Regions from separate parts of the Homo sapiens genome. Here region 1 is linked to region 2. Evidence: chromatin loops called from intact Hi-C (ENCODE). Cell type or tissue: mammary epithelial cell. All regions are shown on one strand. Each heading gives the region's core, and the rest is flanking DNA. Links, peaks and the distances in the headings are about the cores only. Region 1 has its middle 69 kb from the start of LINC01173. Region 2 has its middle 150 kb from the start of SH3BP4.

Region 1 (16,621 bases), core at 7,159-9,658, 360 kb before region 2:
GAACTTGGGTCTGAAGTCTCTCTTCCTATGTTTGACCAGCTGGGTAGAACGTGCATTTACTGGTCTTGGTGGTGGATGCAGAACCAGCACAGGGAGCTCAGCCCCTCAGGAACTCCTAGGACATCTTCTTGGTGTGGCTTCTGCCCTCAGGGCAGACTTAGGATGGTGGGTTGGCAAGACATTCTCTAGTTTATTTTTTATAGAAACTCCTGTTCTCAGTAGACTGACTCTTGTCCAGCCAGTTGATGATTGCATTGTACTTGTCTTGAAGTTTCTCCTCTTCCACAGTGGCCTTCTGATTGAGAGCACAGGAGTTCAGTGAATGGTTGAAACCCAGCTTGCCTCTGTGCTTCTCCTCTTCTGCCTGTGCCTCTCATCTTCTTGCTCCATGAACTCAGTATCTTCCTTTCTCAAAGACATCCTTTGTCTTCAACAATCACAAACTTCTTCTCTTTGCCTGTGCTCTGCTCTGCTGACACACGGGGCTTCCCATAGGCCTCAGAGTCATAGTTTAGATCAACTTGAAGAATGCTGTGGACCCTCAGGCAGGTTGTCATTGGTCATTGATTGCTGTCTCATTTTCATAAATCTGAGTAAGTGTATGATGCTGGTTGTCTGAGAAGCAATAAAGTCTGCACTGCTTAGTGGCCCAGCAGATCAGAACAGAAATAATTCCAACAGAGACTTCTATTCCAAAGATCCTTGAGAAAAAAAAAAAAAATCCTAAACATTGCTAGATCTGTGCCAGATTAAATTGTGGTCCAGACAGCTTTATCTAAGTGACAGTCTCATCCTATCATTGAGAAGTCCCACGTAGGTTTCTTATTCTTTGACATATGACAGAGTGCCCCACTAGGGTGATGTTATAAATCTGTGACCTCCTGGGCATGGTGGATCATGCCTGTAATCCCAGCACTTTGGGAGGCCGAGGCAGGTGGGTCACCTGAAGTCAGGAGTTCGAGACCAGCCTGACCAATATGGTGAAACCCCGTCTCTACTAAAAATACAAAAATTAGTTGGAAGTCTTGGCATACACCTGTAGTCCCAGCTACTCAGGAGGCTGAGACAGGAGAAATGCTTGAACCTGGGAGGCAGAGGTTGCAGTGAGACAAGATCATGCCACTGCACTCCAGCCTGGGCGACAGAGCAAGACTCCATCTCAAAAAAATAAAATAAAATGCAATATACAAATAAATAAATAAATCTGTGACTTGATGAGTTTGCTGTTTTGAAGGGCTCAGGTACCAGGGGCCAGTGGACAAGAGACCATTCAGTTCTTCAAGCTGAGGATGGATATGGAGAATCAGTTGCTTTATGGGGCAGGAGGGCTCAATCATATTCATGGTTAGATGCTTGCAGTAAGTGTGGAGGTAACAGAAATCCCTTTTGGTTTTTTCACACTTGAGTTTGGCAATGACATCATTGACCATTCAGTTGTCAAAGTCTTCTTTAACTCAAGTGGATTTGCTCAGATGAAGATTTGACATAAAAGATACCATCTTCAGAAGGGAGAATAGATACATCAAAATGCCACTTCCACCTTCGAAGATCAATATAACTCTTTTAACATCAACCTTCTTGTCTAAGCCATGAACAGATGCAGTGAACATTGTCTCATTGATGATTCTGAGCACAGTGAGACTGTTCATGCTTCCAATTAAGAGATGAAATAAGCAGACCCATGATGACAAAACAGTAACAATCCTCCCAGAGGTAGCTTCTGCAATCTTCTCCATGTTTTTCAGAAACGTAAAAGACACCTTCTTGGGATGGAAGCTTTCATTCCCTCACGTGTACTGTACCTGGGATTACTGCCACACGCCACCACCACCACCATCATGTAAGCCCCACCCAAATATCCAAACAGATCCTTAGTGATGAAATGGTCTTGGTAAGCTTCAACCACAGTTTGTTTCATTGCACTATCACTGATCATCCAATCAATTGTTTCGTGCTGGTGAGGACCACAAAGCTTGGGATGGTCCTGTTTTCCTGATCATTGCCTGGATTTCCATGTCCCCCTGCTGGAAGATACCCACATAGCAATATATGGTGCCAGGACCAACAACCTCAGATCCATGTGATATCATTGCTAGTCCTCACCCAGGAGAGCACCAGGCTCCAGGAGGATGGGTCTGGTTGTTCAGCAAGTGGTGTAAAAAAAACAGGAGCTCTGTGTGCTGAGTAGAATAAACAAAAACTGATTTTTGACAAATAAAACATTTATATCTCTTTATATTCTAAACTAGATATTTATTTCACACTAGACATAACATTACATTTTAACTCTTCAAAATTATTTTGCATCTGACAGTTTTCCCGTCACTCATAACTGAAGTGCATTAGTCACACTTATTAAGAGTAGAGATGATTTTACGTAGCTAAAGGGTCTTCTTCCTAATAGCCTCAGAAATGCTTTTCTTTTTACCTTTCATGTTGGCCACACACAAAAAAAATCCCAATTTTCTTATAGCTCTTGTTCTCATTTCTATTTTCTTTTATAATTTTTAAAATTATGTCTCGTCTTTTAAGAGTTAGGTGAGTGCAAAAGTAATTGTGGTTTTTTGAATTGTTGGAATTTGCCATTTGATATTGGAATACATCTTTTAAAAATGTGGTTATGTTATACATTGTTTTAATAGGCATTTCTTGCTTTATGTCTTTTTGCTAATGACTTATTACTTGCTGTTTATTTTTGTGTTTATTTTAGACTATGGAAATGCTGTTAGACAAAAAGCAAATTCTAGCGATTTTCTTATTCGAGTTCAAAATGGGTCATAAAGCAGTGGAGACAACTCACAACATCAACAACACATTTGGCCCAGGAACTGCTAAAGAACGAACAGTGCAGTGGTGCTTCAAGGAGTTATGCAAAGGAGACAAGAGCCTTGAAGATCAGGAGCATAGTGACTGGCCATCAGAAGTTGACAATGACCAATTGAGAGAAATTATCGAAGCTGATCCTCTTACAACTACACCAGAAGTTGCCAAAGAATTCAACATCGACCTGTCTGTAGTCCTTCGGCATTTGAAGCAAATTGGAAAGTTTAAAAAGCTCAATAAGTGGATGCCTCGCGAGCTGAGCGAAAAAAAACAAACAAACATCGTTTTGAAGTGTCATCTTCTCTTATTCTATGCAACAACAACGAACCATTTCTTGATCAGATTGTGACATGCGACGAAAAGTAGATTTTATAGGACAACCAGTGATGACCAGCTCAGTGGTTAGACCAAGAAGAAGCTCCAAAGAACTTCCCAAAACCAAACTTGCACCAAAAAATGGTCATGGTCACTGGTGGTCTGCTGCTGATCTGATCCACTATAGCTTTCTGAATTCTGGCAAAATCATGACATCTGAGAAGTATGCTCAGCAAATTGATGGATGCACCAAAAACTGCAACACTTACAGCTGGCATTGGTCAACAGAAATGGCCAATTCTTCACAACAATGCCCTACCGCACACCACACAACAAAGGCTTCAAAAGTTGAACGAATTGTGCTACGAAGTTTTGCTTCATCTGCCATATTCACCTGATCTCTCACCAACCAACTACTACTTCTTCAAGCATCTCAACAACAGGTCTCATCTTTTAAGAGGAATCTTAAATGTTTTAAGTTTAAAAAAATAACATAAATGACTCATTCCTATGAAACAGGATGACACCATTTGTTTTTTGGCTCCAGGATTTCCAGAGACTACATCAGCCCCCTTCCAACAAATTTCTGTTTGTTGGAATCTAGTTAAAGGCAAGCCTGTTATTGTGCAAAGTTCTCAGCAGAGACAGATCTAGGCCAAAGAGAAACTATTTCTCCATGTTTTGTTTTGTTTTCTTCAGGAAGGTGACATCTGCTTCTGCAGGAATAGCATCTTATCTACACTCTTTTCTTCACCTGTGTGAAGAGTTGCATAGGGAAACCTGAATTAATTAACTGTGCCATATTTCCAATTTATTCCAGGGATGTTTATGACTTCTTTATGAATTGGTACCTGCTTCTTGCTCTGGCTCTTTTTTCTAGAACAGAGCCTGGTATATATTAAATCCTTAGTAATTGTTGCTATATGGTTGCAATTTTTTTTTTTTTTTTTTTTTTTTTTGCCATTCTGCTTTGCTCTCTTTTGCCTATACTCTTGAATTTTCTCACTTTCTTCCTCGCTCCCTCCTGTGATTGCTCCTTTGCACACTGTGTTTCCTGAGATAACTTACATGTAATTGTGGCCAGCAAAACTGGAGTCAAGGGACACCCATAGTTTACGAATGGTGGCAGAAAATGTGGTATTTAAACAAGGGTTGGGATAGAGTCACCTAACGGATTCATTAGTCAGTGTATTAGTCCATTTTCATACTGCTATGAAGAAATACTCAAGACTGGGTAATTTATAGAGAAAAAGAGATTTAATGGACTCATAGTTCCACATGGCTGGGGAGGCCTCACAATCATGGCAGAAAGTGAAGGGGGAGCACAGGCATGTCTTACATGGCAGCAGGCAAGACAGCATGTGCAGGGGAACTGCCCTGTATAAAACCATCAGATCTCATGACACTTACTCACTATCACAAGAACCACGAGAACAGCATAGGAAAAACCCCCACGGGGTCCCTCGCATGACACATGGGGATTATGGGGGCTACAATTCAAGATGAGATTTGGGTGAGGACACAGCCAAACCATATCAGTTAGGAAGCTGTCCCTTAAATGGAGGACAAAGTGATTTCCCAAGAACTGCTTCTTCTCATCAGAGGATCTTAAGCAACAGAGAGAGTTTAACTCCTGACTTCACCCACAATAGTAGGAGGCTGGGTCCTTGGCTCATCAACAATCCAGTCATGAGGAGGGAGCAAAGGACAGGCATGTGTGTGTCAGCCAGAAGATGGATATAACCAGAGGTTTTCCCCCTGACATCAAGAGATACAGAGAGGTGAAGGTCCAGACTGTGGTGGAATTATGTCCAGTGACACAGAATTTTGTGCTAGGCACTGAGAACAGAGAGCTAAATGGAATTGACACAGTCCTTGACATCACAGTGCTTACCATCTTGGCAAAAAATAAAGAAAGATATATAGACATTTATTTCTGATGTATGACTGAATGATCCGGGGACTCCCCATTCCCCTGCTGAAACAAACAAGCAAATCCTGAATAAAATATCATTGAAAATGCACTAATAGCCTGGGAAAAAAAATAATGTCCTCCAAGAATTCATGTCTTCCCAATACCTTGTGAAGGGAAGTAAGGTATATAACTAACAAACTAGCAGAGGTGGGAAATGAAATAGGAAAACTACTCAATAATAAATCCAAAGAAAGGGAGAAAGGAGGGGGAAACATAGAAAAGGGAGGATAATAGAAAGTACAAATAAATATGGTAGAAATAAATCCAAATATATTAATAACTACAATTTTTGAAGGGAATGTGATACTACAGGTTTAAAAATATCAAATTACATTTTTAGATCAGACTAGATTTTTTTTAAATCCACCTACCTCTACTTACAAGAGGCACACCAAATTATATGTCAACAAAGATATTGAAAGTAAAAGGTTGAAAAAAATATACCAGGACAATGTTAAACAAAAATTAAACTATGGTATGTAATTAATAACAGATAAATCAACCTTAGAAAAGTATTACTAGAGATAAGAGTATCTTAGTCCATTTGTGCTGCTATAACAAAAATACCTGAGACTGGGTAATTTATCAAGAACAGAAATGTATTTCCTGCAGTCCTGGAGAACAGGAAGTCCAAGATCAAGACTTCTGTCTGGGCGCGGTGGGTCATGCCTGTAATCCCAGCACTTTGGAAGGCTGAGGCAGGCAGTCACGAGGTCAGGAGTTCGAGACCAGGCTGGCCGGCATGGTGAAACTCTGTCTCTACTAAAAATACAAAAATTAGCCGGGCATGGTAGTATGTGCCTGTAGTCCCAGCTACTGAGGAGGCTGAGGCAGGAGAATCGCTTGAACCCAGGAGGTGGAGGTAGTGGTGAGCCAAGATCACGCCACTGCACTCCAGCCTAGCGACAGAGTGAGACTCCATCTAAAAAAAAAAAAAAAAAAAAAAAAAATCCATACTTCCACAGGCTCAGCATCCCCTGAGGGCTGCTCTCTACTTCCAAGGTGACGCCCTGTCGCTGCATCCTCCAATGTGGACAAACACCACATCCTCTCTTTGCATGACAAAAGAGATAGAAGGGGAAAGAGAGCTGAACAACGCATGAAGCCTTTTTTATAAAGGTCACTCACATGACTTAATCACCTTTAAAGGCCCCACCTATTACCATCACATTGCTGATTAAGTTTCAGCACATGAATTTGGCAGAGGTGTGCCATATAATGCTAAAAGTACAGTTCATCCAGTAGATGTACCCATTAACAAAGCTTAAAAATATAGACAACAAAAATTTGACAGAACTACAAATAGAAACAAAAATAGCCTGTAATCCCTGCACTTTTGGGGCTGAAGCAGGAGAATGGCTTCAGGCCAGGAGTTCAAGACCAGCCTGGGTAACACAGTGAGAACCAATTTCTGTTTAAAAAAAAAATACCAAAATTGGCCAGGTGTGGTGGCATGCACCTGTAGTCCCTGCTACTTGGGAGGCAAAGATGGAAGAATCACCTGAGCCCAGGAGTTCGAGGCTGCAGTGAACTCTGATCACGCCACCGCACTCTAGCCTGGGCAACAATGAGATCCTATTTCTCAAAAAAAAGAAAAGAAACAAAAATATCCACTTTTATAGTGGGAGATTTTAACATACTTCCCTCAATAATTAATTGACCAAACAGATGGTTAACGTTAGGTCTAGGGCATAGAAAATACAAGCCTGAAATATTTTATTGTGCCAAGAAATACGGATGTTCTCACAGAATGATGGGAGTATGTCAAAAGAACACAGGAGCCAGTTTGAAGAAGCTTCCACTGGTCAAGTCTGGGATAATTTGAACATCAAAATTTTAAAAATAGGCCAGGTACAGTGGCTCACGCCTGTAATCCCAACACTTTGAGAGGCCAAGACAGGCAGATCACTTGAGCCCAGGATTTTGAGACCAGCCTGGGCAACACGGTGAAACCCTATCTCTACAAAATATACAAAAAATTAGCCAAGCATGGTGGCGCACACCTGCAGTCTCAGCTACTCAGGAGGCTGAGAGATGGGAGGATCACTTGGGAGGTCAAGGCTGCAGTGAGCTGTGATCGTGCCACTGCACTCCAGTCTGGGTGACAGAGTGAGACCCTGTCTCAAAAAAAAAAACAAAAACAAACAAAAAATTGTTAGTGATAGTAATGGAGTATAAGTCTCTGAGAAAAATAGTAATCAATTATCTGAATTAATTACTAAATGCTAACTAATTACTAATTGCTAATTAATTACTAATTTACTGAGCACTGACTATGTACCAGGAGAGTGCCTGGCACCTAGTAAGTGCTCAGTAAATTATAACTGCTTTTATTCTCATTTTGTTATTTGGATATATTATTACTTCTCCCAAATCTTTGGGGCATGCAAAGATTTTTAAGGTGCTAAGGTTTTTAATCAGTCTGTTATACTGTTTTATAAACTGTTACTAAGATAAAATTTTAAAAAAACAGTGTTGAGTAAAATTAATTGAATCAGTAATGATTAATTACTAATTAATTAGTAAAAGTTAGGGAGAAGCTCTTCCTCACAGTAGAATGCCAACTATTAAAGCTAAAAGAAATTATGGGATTAGAAAAATCACAGTTTAGCAACCAACACAGTCTTACTAATTCAAGCAAAAACTATCAGCAGATGAAAATTCTGGAGGGGCAAGTCTGATAAGGAATTAGAATATTTGTATAGTCTCAAAGTGTCTCCCCACATGCTACTTACTCCTTATTAACAAATAAGTTCCTCACACTTAATCAGTTTATTGAACAGCAGAGAAGCCTGACCAACATCATCTTGACTGGGTGATAAAAGAACTTAGTATGCCTAGTAATGGCACACACTGCCAACATCCACATTCCTCCTGATAGAAAACACTGAGACAGACACAGTCTCAGTTCTGTGAGATTCCTGCCAAAAATGCACCACCTGAATTAAATTATGAGAAAACATCAGACAAGCACACGTTGGGAGATGTACAAAGTAACAGGCCTGGATGCTTCAAGAATGTCAAGATTAGAAAAAGACAAGGAATTGGATGGAGACTGAAGAGGCATACCTACCAGGTGCAAAGCTTGATCCTGACTTGCATCCTGGCCTACGGAGGGCACTGTAGGGACAATTAGATGGGGTCTGGAGGATTTGATGGTGTAATGTATCAGTGTTAATTTCCTGATTTTCAGAGCTGAGCCCCACATGCAGAAAATTCCTTGCATGAAGAAAACTGAAGTGTTAAGGGGTAATGAGCCATCATGCCTGCAGCTTATTCTCAGTGCAGCCACTACCAATTGATTGGAGCTAACCCATCAGGAAAAACGCTCTCTGCCATTTTAGAACTATGTGACCTTGCAGTTTTCCTTCCTACCTGCATTTAATTATTATCATGACCAGATTTCCCAGTATCAACAAACACATTCATAGGAGAGATGGGGATAAAATTTGACTTTCCAAATACCTAAGGCTGATTTTGAGATGTGCTGCTATAGAAATAAATGAGAAAAAGAAGTGAAAAACTTAGGAGGAATGGAAATAATCTCTGAGAATAAAACCACCCACGCCTCTCATTTTGCAAAATGCCCCTTGCCTGAAACTGATGTGCTTTCTTCTGCCATAGACCTCAGTCACAATGGGTCTTCTTGCTTTAAAGGCAAATAACCTTCATATGGCGTGACTTCCCAAATACTGGTTATGCTCCTAAAATTCTCCATTACAAGTGAATTCCTAGCACTTCCTAGACAGCATGCTGTCGTGGAAAGAGGAGACTAGGGTCAGTCTGTCTGAGCTCCATGCCCAGCTCACCCAATTCTCAGCTGTGAGACCAGGGACAAGTGACTTCCTATTGCCCAGGTCAGCCTCTCATCTAGAAAGCAGGGTAAATACAAATGGCCTCAGAAGATTTATGAGGCTGCAATGCAGCCCCACTGTGGGCTGAGTGGTAGAGTGCCTGGCACATATAGCTGCTTTTATTCTCATTTTGTTATTTGGATACATTATTACTTATCCCAAATCATTTGGAGCATGAAAAGATGTTTAGGATACTAAGGCTTTTATTCAGCCTGTTATACTGTTTTGTAAACAATTACTAAGATAACAAATTTTAAAAACAGTGTTCTGAATAAAATAAATGTCAATGCAATTTTGTCATGTTGCTCACAGAACTGACCCTGTGTCTTCTAGGCTTTTCCCCTTCATTTTATGAATTATGTGTTCCTTCGACATCAAATAAATGCCCAACTGTTACCAGTTGAAGGTGTCCAGGTTCTTGGCATCAAAGAATTGGACAAAATGCACAAAGTAAGGAAAGAATGAAGCAACAAAAGCAGAGATTTATTGAAAACCAAAGTACACTCTACAGTGCAAGACTGCGCTGCAGCAGAGGGGCCAAAGAGCCCAGATACAGAATTTTCTGGGGTTTCAATACCCTCTAGAAGTCTCCCACTGGTTACTTGGTGTACACCCTATGTAAAGTAGTGACCCACAATCAGTCTGATTGGCTGTGGAAAGCAACCAATCAGAGACTGAAGTTACAAAGTTACACTCCTATGCAAATGTCTAATTGGTTGCATAAAGCAACCAATCAGATATACTTTCAATTTTCCATCTGCTACACAGATGGAAAGAGGGACGGGGTTTGCAAAGGGACTAGCCTCCCATCCTTTTGTTACTTAGGTGTGGAAAGTTGGTGTTTTCCTTTTGATTTAGTTTTAGGAAGTCAGCGTGAATTGGCCTTAGGTTCCCTGCCTCCAGACCCTATTCTCCGGCCGGCAACCCTCACCTTGGGCAGACCTACAAGAGCCCTGACATTGTGCACCTGCTTATGTGTGCGTCGTCTCCCTGGAAGGGGCACAGGAAGCTGATGATGGTGGTTGCCCCTGGGAAATCAGCTGGGTGGATGGGCACAGTTGGGACAGAGATGTCCTCTTCACTTTATACCCTTTTGCAGTTCGGAATTTTGTGCCCTATGAATCTCAGACATATTAAAATAAATAAATAAAATCAAAATGTAAAGATTTAAGATTTTAAAAAATTAAATCCTAGTCCTGAAACTCTCCAAACACCTTCTCCACCGACTGACTTGAGTCATATGTTTAAAGATCATACTTTCTTTATCCAAATGTGAGCAAACACATAATTCTTTAAATGTTGCATTACTGAGTTAGCAGGAAATTAAAGTAACATAGTGAAACCTAAGCACCAAATGTCAGTGTTCACTCAAAAAGAAACATGATCTATTCTCTTGAGAGTTGGTGAGAATGTGGAAGAATGTGAGGAATATCAGGCCAGTAGGGAGCTGAGGTGGGAGCCACAGCCAGGCAACAGGAGGCAGCCAGGCAGCCCCATGGTCGGGCTAGATAGGTCTTGGGATTTAAACGAGCTTGATATAAAAATCGAAAGTAAATCCACAAGTATTAGAATTTTACATTGGACTAACTTACAATTGGGAAGCCTTACAGTATAATAATAATAATGTATGTGGCTATAATCAAGATCTTTTCTAATTAGCTAGGAATTGTACCGGGCTTATAACAATTAGAGGTGCAAGACAGCACAGGAATTTATCATGTATGCACACGTGTGTGCGTATGTGTCTATGAAGTCTGGAATTTGCAAATTAACCAGACAGAAAGGCCTCCAAAAAGCGCCAGTCACGTCTGACTACACAAGGGAAACCTAAGAAGGGAGAGAGCGGGTGAGGGAAAGTGAGTGGGAAAGACAGAGCTGCTCAGAGAGAAGGAATGTCTGTGGCTTTGAGGGGTGAGGGGACAATTCAGGGAGCCAGTCCCCCACAGAAAGCCCCGACTGACATGATCCTCTCTAATGCACACCGGAGATGAAACCCAACACTGACACTCAGGAGTGACCAACCAAGAAGACTGCAGCCTGAGGAGAGGAGAATCTAGGTGGAAAGCTGGATGCGGTGGTTTGTGCCTTTTGTTCCAGCGACTTGGGAGGCTGGGGAGGAAGGCTCGCTTGAGGCCAGGAGTTTGAGAACAGCCTGGGCAACGTCGCAAGATCCTGTGTCCCTCCCTGAGAAAAAAAAAAGAAAGAAAACAAAAGAATTCAGGCTAAAATCACACACTCACTAGGGAGGCAATAACTTGTGGCCAAGACCCCAGACTCCCAGATATCCTTCCCGCACACAGGAGTTAAGAGGGAGCCCAGACAACCACCCCACCTGAGCGCCTGTCATTCTAATCCAAGTCACCTTCAATCTCTTGCTGGAGTTCTTGTATAAGTCTTGTAATGTGTCTCCCTGCTTCTATCCTGGTGCCCGACAGAGCTCTCAACACAGCATCTGGGGGATCCTTTAAAAATTAAATCTTGTCCTTGCGATAGTTTACTGAGAATGATGATTTCCAATTTCATCCATGTCCCTACAAAGGACATGAACTCATCATTTTTTATGGCTGCATAGTATTCCATGGTGTATATGTGCCACATTTTCTTAATCCAGTCTATCATTGTTGGACATTTGGGTTGGTTCCAAGTCTTTGCTATTGTGAATAGTGCCGCAATAAACATATGTGTGCATGTGTCTTTATAGCAGCATGATTAATAATCCTTTGGGTATATACCCAGTAATGGGATGGCTGGGTCAAATGGTATTTCTAGTTCTAGATCCCTGAGGAATCACCACACTGACTTCCACAATGGTTGAACCAGTTTACAGTCCCACCAACAGTGTAAAAGTGTTCCTATTTCTCCACATCCTCTCCAGCACCTGTTGTTTCCTGACTTTTTAATGATTGCCATTCTATCTGGTGTGAGATGGTATCTCATTGTGGTTTTGATTTGCATTTCTCTGATGGCCAGTGATGATGAGCATTTTTTCATGTGTCTTTTGGCTACATAAATGTCTTCTTTTGAGAAGTGTCTGTGCATATCCTTTGCCCAGTTTTTGATGGGGTTGATTGTTTTTTTCTTGTAAATTTGTTTGAGTTCATTGTAGATTCTGGATATTAGCCCTTTGTCAGATGAGTAGGTTGCGAAAATTTTCTCCCATTTTGTAGGTTGCCTGTTCACTCTGATGGTAGTTTCTTTTGCTGTGCAGAAGCTCTTTAGTTTAATTAGATCCCATTTGTCAATTTTGGCTTTTGTTGCCATTGCTTTTGGTGTTTTAGACATGAAGTCCTTGCCCATGCCTATATCCTGAATGGTATTGCCTAGGTTTTCTTCTAGGGTTTTTATGGTTTTAGGTCTAATATTTAAGTCTGTAATCCATCTTGAATTAATTTTTGTATAAGGTGTAAGGAAGGGATCCAGTTTCAGCTTTCTACATATGGCTAGCCAGTTTTCCCAGCACCATTTATTAAATAGGGAATCCTTTCCCCATTGCTTGTTTTTCTCAGGTTTGTCAAAGATCAGATAGTTGTAGATGTGCGGCATTATTTCTGAGGGCTCTGTTCTGTTCCATTGATCTATATCTCTGTTTTGGTACCAGTACCATGCTGTTTTGGTTACTGTAGCCTTGTAGTATAGTTTGAAGTCAGGTAGCATGATGCCTCCAGCTTTGTTCTTTTGGCTTAGGATTGACTTGGCGATGTGGGCTCTTTTTTGGTTCCATATGAACTTTAAAGTAGTTTTTTCTAATTCTGTGAAGAAAGTCATTGGTAGCTTGATGAGGATGGCATTGAATCTATAAATTACCTTGGGCAGTATGACCATTTTCACGATATTGATTCTTCCTACCCATGAGCATGGAATGTTCTTCCATTTGTTTGTATCCTCTTTTATTTCATTGAGCAGTGGTTTGTAGTTCTCCTTGAAGAGGTCCTTCACGTCCCTTGTAAGTTGGATTCCTAAGTATTTTATTCTCTTTGAAGCAATTGTGAATGGGAGTTCACTCATGATTTGGCTCTCTGTTTGTCTGTTATTGTTGTATAAGAATGCTTGTGATTTTTGCACATTGATTTTGTATCCTGAGACTTTGCTGAAGTTGCTTATCAGCTTAAGGAGATTTTGGGCTGAGTCAATGGGGTTTTCTAGATATACAATCATGTCATCTGCAAACAGGGACAATTTGACTTCCTCTTTTCCTAATTGAATACCCTTTATTTCCTTCTCCTGCCTAATTGCCCTGGCCAGAACTTCCAATACTATGTTGAATAGGAGTGGTGAGAGAGGGCATCCCTGTCTTGTGCCAGTTTTCAAAGGGAATGCTTCCAGTTTTTGCCCATTCAGTATGATACTGACTGTGGGTTTGTCATAGATAGCTCTTATTATTTTGAGATACGTCCCATCAATACCTAATTTATTGAGAGTTTTTAGCATGAAGGGTTTTTTGAATTTTGTCAAAGGCCTTTTCTGCATCTATTGAGATAATCATGTGGTTTTTGTCTTTGGTTCTGTTTATATGCTGGATTACATTTATTGATTTGTGTATATTGAACCAGCCTTGCATCTCAGGGATGAAGCCCAGTTGATCATGGTGGATAAGCTTTTTGATGTGCTGCTGGATTCGTTTTGCCAGTATTTTATTGAGGATTTTTGCATCAATGTTCATCAAGGATATTGGTCTAAAATTCTCTTTTTTGGTTGTCTCTCTGCCCGGCTTTGGTATCAGGATGATGCTGGCCTCATAAAATGAGTTAGGGAGGATTCCCTCTTTTTCTATTGATTGGAATAGTTTCAGAAGGAATGGTACCAGTTCCTCTTTGTACCTCTGGTAGAATTCGGCTGTGAATCCATCTGGTCCTGGACTCTTTTTGGTTGGTAAGCTATTGATTTTTGCCACAATTTCAGAGCCTCTTATTGGTCTATTCAGAGATTCAACTTCTTCCTGGTTTAGTCGGGAGAGTGTATGTGTCAAGGAATTTATCCATTTCTTCCAGATTTTCTAGTTTATTTGCGTAGAGGAGTTTGTAGTATTTTCTGATGGTAGTTTGGAATTGAACAATGAGAACACATGGACACAGGAAGGGGAACATCACACTCTGGGGACTGTTGTGGGGTGGGGGGAGGGGGGAGGGATAGCATTAGGAGATATACCTAATGCTAAATGACGAGTTAATGGGTACAGCACACCAGCATGGCACATGTATACATATGTAACTAACCTGCACATTGTGCACATGTACCCTAAAACTTAAAGTATAATAATAATTTTAAAAAAGCAAAAAATAATAATAATAATAAAATAAAAATTAAATCTTGGCCGGGCGCAGTGGCTCACGCTTGTAATCCCAGCACTTTGGGAGGCCGAGGCAGGTGGATCACGCGGTCAGGAGATCAAGGCCATCCTGGCTAACATGGTGAAACCCCGTCTCTACTAAAAATACAAAAAATTAGCAAGGCATGGTGGCACACCCCTGTAGTCCAAGCTACCCGGGAGGCTGAGGCGGAAGAATCACTTGAACCCAGGAGGTGAAGGTTGCAGTGAGCTGAGATCGCGCCACTGCACTCTAGCCTGGGCAACAGAGTGAGACTCTGTCTCAAAAAATAATAATAATAATTAAATCTCATTATATCCCTCCTCCATTCCTCATCCTCCCCAGCTCCTTATTTCCCTTAGAGAAAAATTAAGCCTTAAGTCTTCAATGACCCCACATGCCCTCCATGATCCGCCTCCCTCCTTCTTCCCCATCTCCTCCTGTCCCCCCATGCTCTCTTCCCTCCAGCCACACTGGCCTCCCTGCTCTCCCTTTGAGGTGCCAGGCACACTCCTGCCTCAGTACCTTTGCACTGGCTGCTGGCTCTGCCTGGAATGCTCTTCCCTGAGATAGCCACCCAGCTCCCTCCCTCACCTCCCCAGGTCTCTCTTCAAATGCACCTTTTCTATCAGGTCAATGGTCCAGCCGATATAAAGAGTATATTGTCAGCTCCCTGAACACTGATCAACTTTTCATCCTTACCACCTTCAAACATTCTACATACTTTCCTTACTTGTTGCTTTTTCATCTTTCTGCCCTACTAGAATATAACTTCTCTAAGAGCAGGGAAATATTTTTTTTTCCACTAATGAACCTAAGTACTTGATCAAAGTTTCCATAACTTTTACTCCCTTAAAGCTTGCAACTAGGCAGGGCCTCATAATTGCATATCTGTTCAGCTGGCCTTTCCTAAAAGTGGTAATATACCTGTCCCATACATCAGATATTCACAAGAGGTCAGGAGAGGGGAATATGCCAACACAAGCAATAAGTTAGAAAAATAATTGCTATGGGGAACTCACTGTCCTCAATCTTTCAGCAATAATGAGAAGGAATGTTTGTAGAGGGTTTTGCAGTTTAGAAAGAACTTGCAGTTCATTTTCTCACTTGAGCCTCTCTGCATCCCTGTGAATTATGCATTAGTATCGTTACACGTACTTTACGTGTGATAAAACTGACGCTAGGAGAGGCCTGAGGTCACTCAACCAGCAAAGGCTCAGGGAGAAGGAAAATGCTGGTCTCAGGACTGTTTGTACCAACACCACGCACCTGCCTTGCCAGAGCAATCAACACAGATGTAAGTGTCAGTGGGATTAACCATTTCAGAGAGCATTTGGTGCTGTTGTTTATTTCCTTCTGCTTGTCTTTTTACCCTTCACTGTAAGATAAATAGAGGAATCACAGAAAGATGAATCTACACTAAAGAAATGTGTGATTTCATGAATTATTATAAAATGAGCCTTGTAAACTTTGCAGCCAACCCAGAAGACCCCCATGGTCCCCATACCATCCCCACACAGCCCCTCTTCTCCCATCAAAAGTAACCATCATCCCAGCTTCTTCGGTAAAAGTTCTCTTGCATTTCTTTAGTTTCACCATCAAGATGTGTATCTTTAGACACAACAATTGTAGTCTTACTCATTTTTTTTTTCTTGAGACAGGATCTCTGTCACCCAGACTAGAGTGCAGTAGCACGATCAAGGCTCACTGCAGCCTTGACCTCCTGGGCTGAAGCAATCCTCCTGCCTCTGCCGCCAAGTAGCTGACACTACAGGTGTGTGCCACCATGCCTGGCTAATTTTTGTATTTTTTTTTCTTTTTGTAGAGATGGGGTTTTGCCGTCTTGCCTAGGCTGGTCTCGAACTCTTGAGCTCAAGCAATCCACTTGTCTTGGCCTCCCAAAGTGCTAGGCTTACAGGTGTGAGCCACCACACCCAGCTGCCTTACCCATTTTTTAAAAACTTGCTCTGAACTTTAAGTCTCTTAATCAACTGATTTCCCTGCCATTCTTTCTCTTCCTTACAATATATCTAATAAAGAATCTAGGCCTTTAGACCAGTTGTATACCCCACAACTGGAGTGTGTGTGTGTGTGTGTTTGGTGTGTGTGTGTGGATGAGCAGGTGTGGGTGTATGTGCACATACACATAAAAAATATCCCTTTGGTTTATACTGATATTTTAAATTCAAATTCAGAACTAAAGGGTTTGTACTTAATTTCTTTTATATTACACCTGTATATCCTGTCTTCCATACCAAGAATCCACACTCTCAAAAACACAAGAGATGATAGAATCAGAGTATTCCACAATTATTCATTTGCTTTATCCCTTATCACACACACAACAG
Region 2 (16,621 bases), core at 7,820-10,319:
AAACCAGGAACAGGAAAGGAGCCTCTTCTTCCCTTCTTTTGTACAAAAAACCCTCAGAGGAGGATTTTCCTTCTTGTAAGAGCATTTATGGAGCTGAGTCACAAATGCCACGCAGGTACATGCTGAATAAATAAATAGGTCCTCGAAGCATCTGCTTCCTAGATTTGGGATTTGTTGATTTAGTCCCACAGTTGTGCCTCCTGGTGATTTTTCATTAATCGAGAGCTCCAGAACCAAACGAACTTTGTATTCTTTTCAAAATATCAAAGTGGAAAGCGGGGTTTCTGGAAGCTCTTTGATTCTAAACCCATCTTCCTTCCCTTTCGGGGCATCCACTATTGAAGGAGGCAGACGGTCAGCCCAGGGAGGACAGGGCTGAAAAGCAAGGAGGAAGAGTCTCGAAGTTGCAGGCACCGTGTCACTAGCACATGTGGTGGAAGATGGTTTTGGGAAATAAGAGCTTTGGGCAACCTCAAGAGTGAACTCTGCCAGTGTTTTGGCAGTTAGGGATGTGGATGATATAAAATGAAATCACATTCCAAGCATACCATTTCTGGTGGAGAGTAAATATACTCAGTAAAGCCAGGTTCAAAGAGGAATCTGTATAATGTCCGAATGAAATATGAAGTAGTGGTGAAATATTTAAAGGTCAACTTGTGTGCACAACAAAATTTGTGTGAAGTTTTTCTCAGAAATCATGTAAGAAGTGAACTAAAAAGAATTCCAGTGAGATGCTGGAATTCCAATGAAAATGAATGGTGTGGGAGGCAGAATTCTAAGGTGGCCCAGGAGATGTCTGCCCCCAGGCGCACATATCGTGTGCAATCCCCCTGCATTTCACCTCGGAATTGAGGAACAGACACTCCTTAGGCTAGGCTTTGTTATACAACAAAGGTTAGTCATTCCTGTGATTATGTTTTGTCATATAAGACTCCAAGACCAGCCAGTTGGCCTTGAAGACCAACCAAACAGCTGTGCAGTGAGCTACCATGTCCTAAAAGGGCCATTTGGCTGGGACTTCAGGAACGCTCTAGGAGTTGAGAGTGACCCCCAGTTGACAGCCAGCAAGAAAACAGGGACTTCAGTGCTGCAGCCTCGTGGTACTGGATTCTGCCAACAACTACATGAGCTTTGAGGACCCAGAGGCTTACAAAAGAACCACAGCCCCTACAGTGACACCTTGAGTTCAGTCTGGTGACCCCCTGGACAGAGGACCCAGTTAACCTGTCTGGAGACTCCTGACTTACAGAAACTGTGAGATAATACATTTGTGCCGTTGCTGTATATTCTCATGTAGTAAAATAAAGACATAAATAAATTTATGTTGCTTTAAGCCACTGAGTTTGTGCCAATTTGTTATACAAGCATAGAAAACGAATGCAGATCATATCAGAATAGAAATCAGTATAGCTGACCTCAGTAAGAGTTTTAAAAAGAATTTTATGCATCTGTCATAGAATAAAGGATTGCTGGTATTGGGTTAAAAACTTGAGAACCCTGAATGCATCATTTAAAAGAACTAGCACTGTGCTGGGGGTCAAAGAACATGGCCGTGCCAGGCTAACGGAGACAAGTCACTTCATTGCTAAGCATGTTAGTGTTAGGCCCTGTTCAATGAGGAGATGCAGCAAAATTGCTCCTTAAGTTTCCTGTTAGTTTCAAAACACGATGCCAATAATTTCCAAGTTTGTCTCTTTCAATTACAAAAGCGATGAATATTAACGTTCATTTTCCCGTGTAAACCCTTGCAGTAGTCAGCCTCCTTGGTTTATTTTTTAAAAGGCCAAATTATGTGGTCTTGTCAGCGTCTCCACCTTGTCTTTTATCCCTCCATTCTCACTTACTCCAGCTAAGCCGACAGCTTTGCAGGGTTCTTTTTCTTGTGTAGGTGTGTGCACCTTTATGCACCTGTGTATCCACCAAGGGGCCCTGGCACATCACAAGTTAGTGGTCTGGGAAAAGTTCCCTAACCTCTTTGTGTCTCCCCTTTCTGGTGTATAAAATGGAGGTAATAATACCTTCCTGTCTTCTGTATAGGATCGTTCGTTCATTCAGCACACATTTTTTAAGGACCTACACTGCTGTCACCTACTCTTTAGGTGCTGGAGATGCAGCAACGAACATACTACACAAAATCACCTGCCCTGTGGAGCTCATATTCTATAGCAGATGGTCCATGAAGTCCTCTTTGAGGAGATGAAATGTGCGGCAAGATCTGAATGTAGGCAGGTAGGGGCCACACAGACCCCTGGGGTGACGACATCCAGGACAGGGACAGCACAAGCTTAGGCCAAGGCATGCTATAATCAGTGCCTCCAGCTTGCTGTGCAGCTCAGAGAAAGTCACTCTGCCCCTCTGAGCCACCTTTCTCTCATTTGTATGAGACAGTCAGTGATTTTCACCCTGGAGATTTGGACCTCTAGAAGGCCCGTCAAGAAAGTAATGCAGGCTGGGTGTGGTGCCTCACACCTGTAATTCTGGCATTTTGGGAGGCCAAGGTGGGAGGAAGGCTTTAGGTCAGGAATTCAAGACCAGTCTGGACAACATAGGGCGATCCCATCTCTACAAAAAAGAAAAAAAAATTAGCTAGGCATGTTGGCTTACCAGTAGTCCCAGCTACTCAGGAGGCCAAGGTGGGAGGATTGCTTTGCACCCAGGAGTTCGGGGTTGCAATGAGTTATGATCATGCCACTGCACTCTACCCTGGACGACAGAGCAAGGCCTTGTCTCACAAAAATAAACAGAGAGAGAGAGAGAGAAAGAGATGAAGGAAGGAAGGGAGTGGGGAGGGAAGGAAGGGAGTGAGGAGGGAAGGAAGGAAAGAAGCAAGATCAAGAAGGAAGTCTCGTTATACAAATAAAGACAGCCCAGTTTCAACATTTTAAATGTGACTTTTTTGTTGTTTTTGGATGGAATCATATCAACTCTCTAACACCAGTTATAATATAATGATCTTCAGCCATGCAGCTGAGGAATTAAAAATGGAGAAGTAATTATTTCAGAATAAGAACACATTTTAAATGGAGGCTCTTTTTTTCCTTTCCTATTTGTTTTTAAATTTCTATAGGTTTTAGGGGAACAGGTGATGTTTGGTTACATGAATAAGTTCTATAGCAGTGATTTCGGAGATTTTGGTGTGCCCATCACCCAAGCAGTGTATACTGTACTCCCTCACTCCCCCGACCCTTTCCCCCAAGTCCCCAAAGTCCGTTGTGTCATTCTTATGCCTTTGCATCCTCATAGCTTAGCTCCCACTTGTGAGTGTGAACATACAATGTTTGGTTTTCCATTCCTGAGTTACTTCACTTAGAATAATAGTCTCCAAATCCATCCAGGTAACTTCAAATGCCATTATTTTATTCCTTTTTATAACTGAGTAGTATTCTGTTATATATATATAATTTACAAAGCCAGAGAGCAGTTTCTTCTGCTCGCTGGTAGCTCCTGCCCTGTGTCTTTTGGTCACATTCCTCTTTAGGGTAGGTGGGTGTTTCTTGGTCTGGGAACTAAGTGCCTTCAGACAAAAGTGGTACCTTTGGCCCCATCAATTGCATTTGTAGATGAAGGGCCTCAGTTAAAGATGTGTTTTCAGGATATGGTGCTCTGCAGTGAGAGAGCAAAAGTTTTTCCTGAGGTTGGAAAATGATGACCCGCTGGAGCTGGGATATTATATATACATAATATATATATACCACAATTTCTTTATTCACTTGTTGGTTGATGGGCATTTGGGCTGGTAAGTGGAGGCTCTTTTTAAGTGGAGGCTCACATGCACAGGCTCCGTGGGAAAGAGAACTTGGGGACCATAGGGCCAAGGAGGTTTGGAGGCCTCCCAGCTCCAGCTGGTCATCATTTTTCAACCTCAGGAAAAACTTTTGCTCTCTCACTGCAGAACACCATATCCTGAAAACACGTCTTTAACCGAGGCCCTCCATCTACAAATGCAATTGATGGGGCCAAAGGTACCACTTTTGTCTGAAGGCGCTTAGTTCCCAGACCAAGAAACACCCATCTACCCTAAAGAGGAATGCCAACAAAAGACACAGGGCAGGAGCTATCAGCAAGCAGAAGAAACTGCTCCCTGGCTTTGTAAATTCTGATTTCTGCAGCTACTGGAGTCTGGGAAATAGCTTCTAAACGTCCTCCTACTCTGCCTCCCCCCTCTCTCGATGAAAGAGACTGAGGGTCCAACAAAGAAATGCCAGCATCATTCAAGGGAGTTGAAGCCCCCGTTAGCAAGGCAGTCTGCTCGGACTGGGAGCAGTGGCACACATTCTGTTCTCAGGGACGTTGCTGCCTGAATTCACGTTTCCTGGAGGATGCTACGGGCTGAGTCCTCTAGCCAGGAACGGGATGCTTCATCTGGAAGTTTTTAGGAGCCCTTCCTCTCAATAGGATGTTATTGTACCAGAGAATTGCCTCAAGCCAGTGCTCTCTCTTGGAACTGTTTTCTATTTTTTTCAACTTTGTTTTACACTGGACTGGCACACAGGGAGGCAAAGATCTCATCAAGGCACTTCCAGTGACTTTAAACAGCCACACAATATGGGCCCCAGTTTCAGCTGCTGCTTTGGCCCTTGGCGACGGAGGATAACGTTTAAGCCAATATACGCTGAAGTTTGGGCTTTGCTCATAAGTGTTTCTATTTAAGGGAAGGGGATGTGGATGATGCCAACAGTTACGGATGGAAAAGGAAGATTATACACCAGGAAAACTCATTTCCAAGGAAGCAGCCTGTGCACGTGGCTTCCCGGGCTGCGGCTGGGTTCTGAGTGCGGGCAGCAGCTGGGGAGGGCACACCACTGACCTGCCAACCCCAGGGACAAATGTGCTCCTGCCCAGAGCAAATCTGTAGCTCCTTCGATTTCTTTACTTGGATTATCGGAATCAAATGCACTTGCTTTTCTTTCTCCCTCTCCTTCTTTCTTAAAATGCTTTTCCAAAGACATTTGTCTTCCACGAACCACTGTCTGCTATTTGTACCACTGGACTTTTTAGTCTCTTGCTAATTTTTTCTTTCTTTAACATCCTATGAATGATTCATGTCTTGGGTGCCCAGTCCTCCCAAACAGCACACATTGGTATAAATGAAATGTGAGAGTAACAGCCAAGTACTCATGCGCTCCTGGTTCTGAGGCCCTGTACTTTGCAGCTAGAGTCCCTTTCCCCGTGTACAAGCAGGTATTTTAACCCCAGTATTTCTGCTAAGTCAACCGGCCTCCAGAGATATTAGGACATTAAGACTTTGTCTAGTCCCACAGCTAGTTGGAAATACGGGGTGAAATCTTCTTCCAAGCAACATTTCTAAAGGGGTGCTCCATAGACCACCTGCATCGGAATTCTCAGGGGTCCTAATGAAGCCCGGGAATTTGCATTTTCAATAAATTTGCTAGATGATTTAAAAACAAAGTTTGAGTCCCTGTCTGTATCAGTCTGTTCTCACATTGCTATAAAGACATACTTGCCACTGGGTAATTTATATAAAAGAGTTTTAATTGGCTCATCGTTCTGCAGGCTGTACAGGCTTCTGCTTCTGGGGAGGCCTCAGGAAACTTACAATCATGGCGGAAGGCGAAGGTGAAGGAAGCATGCCTTACATGGCAGGAGCAAGAGGAAGAGAGAGCAAAGGGGAAGGTGCTACACACTTTCAAACAGACAGACCTCGTGAGAACTCTATTGCGAGGCAGCACTGGGGGGATGGTGCTGCAACATGAGAAACCATCCCCATGATCCAATCACCTCCCACCAGGCCCCACCTGCAACACTCAGGATCACAATTCAACATGAGATTTGGGTGGGGACACAGAGCCAAACCATACCCGCATCCTAATGTCTATGAAACAATTAAACAACACACACACACACCAGAAGCTGTAATTTTTGTGTAAGTGAACAGCTTCCAACTCAAAATAGCAGTCAGAGTGGGTGGGTAGGTGGTCATTGATATGAGAAATGGATAATTGCCATGCAGTAAAAGGCATTTAAAAAACAAAATTTTTTGTAAAAGGCAAAACATGCTCATGGAGTAAGTATCAGGATACAAAAGAGAAAACAGTGACAAGCAGTCTGCCTGCCCCACTCTTGCCTAGGGACCCTTCCTCCCTCCCCAGAGGCCACTACAACTGATAGACTCTGTTTAGGAGAAAAGACTTGAAAATTGGGGAAAACCTTACAGGCCGAGTTCAACTTGGAAGTGGTATTTTTATCATGTAAAGACAATGAGGTCCATAAAATCTTCCCCCAGCCCACTTGCAGGCAGACTCACACCCCTCCCCCATCAACAAGATGTTCTCACCCTCACCCTTATACCTAGGACCTGTGAATGGGTACCATTCTGTGGCAAAAGGGAATGTGCAAATGAGGTTAAGATTATGGATTTGTGGCCTGGCGCCAGTGGCTCCTGCTTGTAATCCCAACACTTTGGGAGGCCAAGGCGGGAGAGTCATTTGGGGTCAGGAGTTTGAGACCAGCCTGATCAACATGAAGAAACCCCGTCTCTATTAAAATACAAAAAAAATTAGCCAGGCACAGTGGCTGGCACCTGTAGTCCCAGCTACTCAGGAGGCTGAGGCAGGAGAATCGCTTGAACCTGGAAGGCAGAGGTTGCAGTGAACTGAGATTGCGGCACTACACTCCAGCCTGGGAGACAGAGCAAGACTCCGTCTCAAAAGAAAATATATGTGATTTTAAAATAGAGAGATCTTCCTGGCTTATACGGGTGAGCCCAATCTAATCACATGAGCCCTTGTAGGAGACAAAACATAATTTCTTTTCTATCCTTTCCCTTTTTCTGGGTTCTTAGTTGAGACACTCTCCTGAAAACAAAAGTCAAATTAACTAAAGAAAAACAAGCAGACGTTTATTAACACCTGCTGTACCCATCACATGAGAGAGGTCTCAGTTCAAAAGTATTTCTCTCTGAAGGCAGTGGCTTAGAGGCCTTGCGTAAACAGTATTCTAATGAAGAGCCATAAATTCTATACAGTGACAAGATGAAGGTGAGAGCAGCTCTCATCTTTTAAAAGGTGGGAAACTAGAGGAAGATGGTAAAATGCATTCCCAGACTCTTCTGGTGTCTGCTGCTGCCTTCTCTGGGTGGATGACAAGCACTGTCTCCAGGAAGGAGGGACTGAAGTCCTGCCATCAGGTAAGCGGAGGCCAAGGCAGTGTTTCCCTGCGTTTTCAGTGTCTTGAACTAACAGTTCTCAATATTTTGAGGAGAAATATTTTGATTTCCTTTACTCTGAAGAGCACAGAACTTTGTCCAGCTGCAGCCCAAAGCTGTTGCCACAGAGAGAGTTGTAGGATCTGGAGTGTGGGAGGGACGGAGTGGCTGTGGCTGGAGGAGAAGCCACGTGGAAAGTGGAAAGAATACAGGTCACCTCGAGGAGCAAAGACTGGCTCCCAGTGGAGGCCACAGGGAAATGAGACCTCCCTCCACAACTGCGGGGAACCAGACTTGCCCACCAATGAGTCATCCTCAGAGCTGCAGAAAGCAGTGCGGCCCAGCTGACGCCTTGCTTTCGGCCTTGTGACTCCACCCAGATGTCGTCGGACTTCTGACCTGTAGAACCATGAGCTAATAAACAGGTGTTGTGTTAAGCCCTTGACTTTGTGATGATTTGTTGAGCTTGCTGGACGTGCGCTGTGGGGATGCGTGGGTGCACGTCGTCATCCATGGAGGTGTGTGTCGGTGTTGACATCTGCATTGGGTACGCGGAAGAGGGTTCATTTGATTGTGAGTTGTCCCACGGTTAGCCTGTCACTCCAGGAGCGGCTGCAGCCCTGCCTCGCTGGACAGTGGGGATGACAGAGTTTCTGTGACGTTCCTGGGAAGGGGTGAGGACTGGAGGAGTGGGGATTGGTTGGAAGGGTTGGGAGGGTCACCTGCTTGAAGCTGGGTTTGTGGCAAGTGTTGTTTCCAGTGGTTGCTCTTCAGGCTGGAGCTGATTTGGGGAGGGGAAGCTGCGGGAGAGTGAGCGTGGCTCGCTCCCCAGCCAGCCTGGTACCCACGCAAACTGCCGTCCTGCCTGTCCCTGTGGGTTTGCTGCTGCTGTTGCTCTTGTTCTTTTCATGGTTGGCCCCACGTGTGTTCAGCCCTTAACCTGTTAAGGGGATGAGCTTTGGAACTGACACCCCTGGGCCATTTCTCCAAGTCTTTATGCCTTGCTGACCTCATGTGTATAATGGTGTGATAATAATAGGATGTCTTTTATAGGGCTCTGTAAGGACCCAAAAGGCACCTGTTTGTAAAGCACAGAATGTGGAGTGTGTGAGCCCATGCCCTATAAAACGCATTCTTGTCTTGCGCTTCTGTTGGCGGGTGGTCCTCACTGGACCCCCAGAAGCTTTCACATGGTGTGAGGGCCCCATTTGCCTGGCGCTTCCTTGGATCATATGCCCCAAAATAGACACACTTTTGGTCTTCCATGGAACCAAATCCAGCCCTCGCCCTAAAAGCAGCCCCGTCTTCCAATTAAAATGAAGAGTTTTTTTTAAAGTTCTGCCATCAGCATCTCTTCTGAGGAACTCCAGGAGATGGCCTGCACTGGGCCCTGGGATCACATTGCTCGTCTCCAGCCCGACCCCCATCTGTGGGGCTGCCTGAAAGTGGCGTGTCTCTCTTGCAAACTGCTGCTGGACATTTCACGGGGGTGGTGGGCAGCCTCTTAATGGCGAAATCCAGCAGGATTTAAACAAGTTAATGATTTGGATAGTGATCCTCTGCCTTGCCCCACCCTCCCCTGAGAATGCTGCATCTCCCTTTTTCATTTCCGGACTGGGATGGGAAAGTGACCCTGGACCCACGGCTGTCAGGAGCAAAGTCAGAGCCTTTGATTGGAGTCAGAGCCTTTGATTGGAAACCAGGCGCCACCTGCTGACTCCCAAAGCTCACTTCTTTGGTCAGTTTCTGTGCCTGGGACAAGGAGTCTAAGAGCTCCCATCCATCTAGTTCTCAGGCAAAGTTGCACATTGACTCTGCCTTTGACATTGGCAAGAGGAGCCCCTTCCTTTGGCCCCAAGCATTAGAGGGTCAAAATGACTTATTCAAACAGCATGGCCTGTCTACAGGACATTCAGGCATACACAATAGTGGCTAAATTCAGACATCTTTGATATTTTACCAACTTTCTGTCATTTAAAACAACAGCTTTACATATATTGCTCAGGGTCTGAAATTTGTCTCTGGCAAAAGTGACCCTAAACTCTAAATATCTGCTCTGGTCAATAATACTGTGTAGGCCCCAGGGAAATGCTTCTCTGTAGGTCTGTGTCTCGAGACCAAAGGTGACTTTATCCAAAAGCTGTGAGGTTTGTAGATTGCACAACTGCAGCTATCAGAGATGGTCACTGAACTGCGACCATTTTGAAAAAGAAGATACAAACTAATTGACTTGTCAAATTCTTCCTTGCAGAGAGCATGGATGCAACCGATTCTTGCATAACCAAATCCTTTCCCAGGAGTGCTGAAAATCCATTTTCTGTTAGTGATTTCAGAAATATTCATAGATAAATAGAGTACTCGAAGCCCTTGCACCTGGTGTCTCAGGAAGTTTTTTCTTTTTCTTTTTTCTTTTTTTTTTTTTTTGGAGACAAAATCTTGCTCCCTTGCTCAGGCTGGAGTGCAGTGGCATGATCTTGGTGCACTACAACCTCCACTTCCCCGGTTCAAGCGATTCTCCTGCCTGAGCCTCCCAAGTAGCTGAGATTACAGGCACCCACCACCACACCCAGCTAATTTTTGTATTTATAGAAGAAAAATTGCTACTAAATTTTGCCATGTTGGGTCTTGCCATGTTGACCAGGCTGGTCTTGAACTCCCGACCTCAGGTGATCCTCCCACCTCGGCCTCCCAAGGTGCTGGGATTACAGGTGTGAGCCACTGCGCCCAACCAACATTTTTCAATATTAAACAATTTGTGTCACTTATTACATTTTATATGTATAGATCTAGATACAACATATGTGATGCTAAAGCTGATTCTTTTTATTTATCTATGAATCTTGATATTGCTTTAAGGGATGGGAAAAATCATACGAGTGGTAATAATTTAAATGATAAAATTAAAACATTTTGTATTTTATGCCACAATGACAATCTCTTTTGTGCAGCCCTATTACAATGTTTGAATAAGTTATGTAAATTCCTGGTACGTTTCTGCATCACAGTACTTTCCTAAAACTTATCGACAATTCCAATAGCTATAGCTTTAGCGGGTCAAAGTTTCCTCAAAATAAAACTAATAAAAAATGATCTGAGAACCTTAATGATTTCAGAAAGTTTGCTTAATTTGTCATTACTATCAATGGAATGCAAATTATATGAAAATATTGATTCTAACAACGTAATTAGTGTTCTTTGCTAAAATTAAGAAAAGACAAAAATTTATGGATAATATATAACTTATCAATTATGTATGTTGTTACTTACTTATTCAAACAGTGTAGCCTATCCACGGGATATTTAGGCATACACAATGATTATTAAATTCAGATGTCTTGGATTTTTACCAACTTTCTGTCATTTAAAACAACAGCTTTACATATATCGCTCCATTTTTGTTCTTATGAAGGTATGCTTTTCAAGATAGAATGATGAAACATACTTATTCATTCGTTTTATTTGTACCTTTTAAATATCTCTCTACTATATCTGTATCCTATACCTCCCGATACACACACGCGTGCACACACATGCGTGCACACACACATGCACACACACACGTGCACACACATGCACACTACCTGGGTCTCCTTTTGTACCCTTGCCCTAGACACCACAGATGCTAGGAGAAACCTGCTGTTATTGATTTCTTCCAAAGTAAAACTTGCTCAGGTTGGTTCTAACATATGACATTCTGGTTTATAAAAAGTATTGGGGTAAGCATTTAGGCTTATTAAAATGTTACGTTAGGGGCACTGTCTCTAAAAGGGATTGCCTGACTTGGGGACAAGGAGGTTAAAGAAGGCCAGCAAGACACTTTAAAGCTACCAATGTCAAAATAAAGGGGGTTCTGGCCAGGCGCGGTGGCTCACACCTGTAATCCCAGCACTTTGGGAGGCTGAGGCAGGTGAATCACCGGAGGTTAGGAGTTCAAGACCAGCCTGGCCAACATGGTGAAACCCCATCTCTACTGAAAACACAAAAATTAGCCGGGCGTGGTGGCACATGCCTGTAATCCCAGTTACTCGGGAGGCTGAGGCAGAAGAATCACTTGAACCCGAGAGGCAGAGGTTGCAGTGGGCAGAGATCGCACCATTGACTCCAGCCTGGGCAATAAGAGTGAGACTCTGTTTCAAAACAAAAATAAATAAATAAATAAATAAATAAATAAATAAATAGGGGGGTTCAATCAGGGAGGTGTCCTGGAGAGGAGGTCTTGTCTGGGAAGCTGTGAAAAGGGGACATGAGCTTTGTTACAGGAGCCGTTATTGAGTTCAGGAATTCTCAGGTCTGCTTCTGGAAGCTTGCTCCTCTTTTCTGAGCAGTAATGCGGAAATCATAGTTGATTCTGATGCCTGTAGTGCTTCCCACTCCAAGAATACAAAAGAGAGGACTTGGTTCCTGCCCCCAAAGGGCTCTTAGGGGCTGCCTTTGTAGAGAAGCATCACTTCATGAAACAATTTTATTTCAAAATCACTTGTTGCTAACTAGTGTGGTCGTTCCTCAAAAAATTAAAAGCAGAATCACCATAGGATCCAACAATTCTACTTCCGGGCAAAAACATAAAAGAATTAAATGCAAGGTCTTGAACACGTATCTGCAAACTCATGTTCCTAGCAGCATTATTCACAAAAGCCAAACAACGGAGGTTGCAACTGAAGTGTTCATCACTGGATGAATGGATAAACGAACTGTGGTGTATACACACAAGGGAATCATACTCCGTTTTAAAAGGAAGGAAATTCTGACACACACTACAACATGGATGATTGCTGAGGACATTATGCTAAGTGAAATAAGTCAGTCGCAAGAGGACAAACACTGCACAGTTTCTTTTACCGGAGGCACCTTGTGAGATAGTTAATTTTCTGTGTCAATTTAACCGGGCTAAAGGGTGCCCAGATAGCTGGTAAAACATTATTTTGGATGTGTCTCTGAGAGTGTTTCTGGAAGAGGTTAGCACTTGAATCTGTAGACCAATTAAAAAAGAACTGTGCTCACAGGTGTGCGCAGCCATCACCCAAACTGTTGAAGGCCCAAAGAGAACAAAAAGGAGGAAGGATGAGTCTGTTCTCTCTGCTTGAGCTGAAACATCCATCTTTTCCTGCCCTGAGATATTGGAGCTCCTGGTTTTCAGGTTTTCAGACTCAGACTAGGACTTATACAATTGATTCTCCTGGTTCTTAGGTTTTCGGACTCAGACTAGGACTTATACAATTGATTCTCCTGGTTCTGAGGCCTTTGGACTCAGGCTCTATCACACTATAGGCTTTCCTGGTTCTCCAGGTTGCAGACAGCAGACTGTGAGACTTCTTGGCCTCCATAAGCATGTGAGCCAATTCCCATAATAAATTCCTATCTATCTATCTATCTATCTATCTATCTATCTATCTATCTATCTATCATCTATCTATCGTCTACCCTATCCGTTCTGTTTCTTTGGAGACCCTAGCTAATACCTCTAGAATAGTCGAATTCATAGAGAGAGAAAGAATGGTGGTTGTCAGTGGCTGGGAGGAGGAAGGAATAGGGAGTTGTTCGATGGGTGCAGAGTTTCAGTTTTATAAGACGAAGAGCTCTGGGACTGGATGGTGGTAATGGTTGCTCAACAATGAGAACGTACTTAATGCTACTAAACTCTGTGCTTAAAAATGGTTAAAATGGTCCATTTTAATCTTACATGTATTCTACCACAATTTAAAAAACTATTTGCTACTAATTCACACGTTGCTTCCCTCTTTCATGAATCACAAGATGTTTTCTAAGAGGCCTACAGTGATTTCAGGGGCAGAGGGGTGAACAAGAAGAGCCCCCATTCTCTGCCCCAGCAGGCTGTGACCTGGTGAAGAAGACAAGCCCAAACAAGTAATAAGGGGCCCAGGTCTGAAGGTTCAGAATGAAATGACTTTTCTCCAGCATCTAGAAGTCACCTTCAGGAAAGCCCATTTTGAGATTTTGGACTGGTATAATTTATAATCACTGGATCATGGAATATGAGGCTGCTAAGGGTCTTCAGATATTCAGATATCGCCAGGACGACAGCCACCTCCTATTGATGAGAACACTGGGATACAGGGTTTTCTGTGAGCAGCTCAAAGCCCCATGGCCAGGGAATCCTTGCACATAATCCCACCCAGCCTCTGGTTTTTATATTTGTCCACAGAGCTTTCCTTTTCACAGCCAATATTCATAAGGAAGGAGTCAGTGTCACCCATGGTCTGTCCAGTGGAGTAAGGTCCTCAGATTTCCAGGGGAGAAGTCCAACCTGCAGGGGCAAGACACACATGAAATGATAACTCAGGCCTTGCAGAGCACGTGTTTCTTAGATACCCTTGTATCTAAGGGTATCTAAGGGTATCTAAGTACCCCAAAGCGAGTCCTCAGATGCTGAAATGCTTTGTGTTAATCTCAGGCAGCCTCATCCCTGAAGTCATGTTCTCAGCTTCCTAACAGAACAACAGCATTTCAGGGTGAAGCTGGCATTTCAGCCCAGGCCACCAGCATAGGTTTGTGATCTTAATAAAACCAACATTGGCCTTTTATTTCCTGGAGGTGGCAGAGTTTTCACGGTGTGTAGGATAAAAACACCAATGGATCCTTTACGCTCTCTTGAAATAGAAATCTGAGAAACGTATTCAGGAGGCCACCGCTGGGAACTAGCTCATGTGAAGCACATCAACTCTCCTGGCGCTTTTCAAAATCCTTACTTATTTCCCTCAAAGTTTGAAGATGTGAAAATTCAGACTAAGGATATAAGATGTATTAAATTGAAAAGTATCAAAAAGGGACTTGCTTTGTGTGATGGTTAATTGTATGCGTCAACTTGGCTGGGCCATGGTGCCTGGTTGTTTGGTCAAACACCAGTCTCCATGTCGCGGTGAAGGCGATTTTTAGATGTGGTTAACATTTAAATCAGCTGTCTTTGAATAAAGCCTAGAATCCTTCATAATGTGGGTGGGCCTCATCCAATCAGTTGAAGGCCATAAAAGAAAAGACAGAAGTTCCCTGAAGAGGAAGAAATTTTGCCTCCAGACAACCTTTGGATTCAAGACTGCAACATCAACTCTTACTGGAATTTCCAACCTGACAGTCTGCCCTGCAGATTTCATACTTGCCAGCTCCTATAATTGTGTGAGCTAATTCCTGCTCTCTCTCTCCCTGCCCCCTCTCTCTTTTCGTGTGTGTGTGTATGTGTGTGTGTGTGTACATTATATACAGTTGACCTTTGAACAACACAGATTCAAACTGCATGGGTCCACTTATACATGGATTTTCTTCCACCTCTACCACTCCTGAGAGAAAAAGACCAACCCCTCCTCTTCCTCTTCCATCTACTCAACATGAAGATGACCAGGATGAAGAGCTTTATGATTATACACTTCCACTTAATAAATAGTAAACATATTTTCTCTTCCTTATGATTTTCTTAGTGACATTTTCTTTTCTCTAGCATACTTTATTGCAATAATACAGTATATAATGCATATAACATACAAAATATGTGTTAATCAACTGTTGATGTTATGGGTAAGACTTCAGATGAACTGTAGGCTATTAGTAGTTAAGTTTTGGGGGAGTCAAAAATTATATGCAGATTTTGAACCGCACAGGGAGTTGAAACCCTCAACCCACTTGTTGTTCAAGGGTCAAGTGAATATACATATATCCATTATATATACATATATATATATATATATATATATATATATATATATATATATATATAGTGTGTGTATATGTGTCTGTGTGTGTGTATCTCATATTGGTTCTATTTTTCTGCAGAACCTTGACTAATAGATTTAGAAATCAATCATTGGTACTCATGAAAATATGAGTCAAGCTTTTAGGTGAAAATACTGAACTTTATTTACTGGTTTCTTATTTGTTCTTTGGCATTTTCTTTGATAAAACACACTTAATATAAGGGTAAATTTGTACTTTCTTCAGAGCTATTCCAGGACTCTAGAATTTTCTCTAGTCCTTACTCTGTCCTTTCTTTAATCTCTTCCAGAGCCAGAGTCTTCCCCTCTCTGCAGCCCCATCTCGAGGTGTCCTCTCTCCTCCTCTTCTCACCTCCTTCTTTGAGCTCCATGCCTTTCCTTGCCTTGCAGCTCAGACCTTGTTGCTCCCTGTTCTTTGCTTCCCCGAAGAAGAAAGTCTCTCAGCCCCCACACTCCTCATAGAGGTGTCTATGGCCCCGGTGGGGGCTGTCCGGTGAAGTCAGAGCGCGACGGAGCCTGCCTGTGCGTGATTCGTGGCTGCTGAGACTTGATACCAGCAGAGGGGCTTTGCCCTGCCATGTGTTCACTAGCCGCTCAGCCTATTCCCAGGCCCCTCATCTCCAAGACCAGCAGCCCCGCTTCTGTGTGGGTGGTAGTGATCCAGGTGGTGTGAAGTGCAGGCAGCTCCACCAGAGGTCAGCCCTTAAGCCCTGCAACAGCCTGCGGCAGAGCCAGGAGGACTCTTGCAGGCAGGGAGCTGATGGAGGGATGGGCCCAGCGCCTTCTGGGTCCGTGCAGGGGGCGGGGCAGGGAGAGGATGGTGGCAGGACCAGGACCTGCCCCGGCACTCCCAGTGCTCTCTGCTGGGCCCTTCTGCCCGTTGCCTTCCTCCCACCCTAGGCAGAGCCCGAACCTCCACCCAGCCCCACCTGCTTTGGGTCCTTCTTGGGATCTGATTCCAGACTCTTTTGGGCTTTATCCAGCACACTTTCACTCACTTCCACCACCTCCTCTATGCCGCAAAGGAAACGCCACCTTCGATGTGTTTGAGTTATGTAAATTAAAATAGTGTGATATAGGAAAGATTTTAAAAACCTCACTCTAAATGAGATGGATCTTCTCCAAACTAAGAAAAACAGTCACTGAGAATTGCATTCTATAATTTCAAAGCTTGCAAGCACAGCCAATTCTGACTCGTCTTCGTGCTGTCGTCATATGCTAGGGATACTTCCACTGAAAAGAAATTCCTACCCAGCTTTTAAAAGAATAATATGAAGCACGTGGCTGTTCGTTTGCATCTGAACTTCTGTGAGCAACCATTGTCGTGCAATTTTAACATCGTTATTATCTCCTATGGGAACGTCATCTAAGCCATCGAGAAGTGGTGGTACCGTTGCTGTGTGACAATCTGTGTCCTTAAATCAGAAGTCAGTGGTGACAGGCCGGGCACGGTGGCTCAGACCTATAATCCCAGCACTTTGGGAGGCCGAGGCAGGCAGATCACCTGAGGTCAAGAGTTCGACACCAGCCTGGCCAACACGGTGAAACCCCATCTCTACTAAAAATACAAAAGTTAGTCAGGCATGGTGGCGGGCGCCTATAATCCCAGCTACTTGGGAGGCCGAGGCAGGAGAATCGCTTGAACCTGGGAGGCAGAGATTGTGGTGGGCCAAGATTGTGCCATTGCACTCCAGCCTGGGTGACAAGAGTGAAACTCCATCTCAAAAAACAAACA

What was found. Hi-C counts contacts between places; a loop is a spot of excess contacts. Peaks named below come from ENCODE experiments on the same cell type or tissue, not always from the same donor. Only the 100,000 strongest peaks of a DNase experiment are listed, where the experiment ranks them.
Region 1: it touches region 2 in a loop (15-fold over the local background); 3 of 110 quality-filtered maps call a loop at or near these places.

Annotation. Positions count from the first base shown.
Region 1 is chr2:234,743,517-234,760,137 of GRCh38, forward strand. It overlaps the pseudogene HSPA8P10. Among named protein-coding and RNA genes, the nearest start is that of LINC01173, 69 kb to the left of the region's middle. In mammary epithelial cell, for the core only: a CTCF peak has its summit at 8,237 (motif pointing right); no DNase peak of the experiment used is centred there.
Region 2 is chr2:235,098,439-235,115,059 of GRCh38, forward strand. No RefSeq gene overlaps it. Among named protein-coding and RNA genes, the nearest start is that of SH3BP4, 150 kb to the left of the region's middle. RefSeq lists an enhancer at 15,593-16,140. In mammary epithelial cell, for the core only: a CTCF peak has its summit at 8,875 (motif pointing left); no DNase peak of the experiment used is centred there.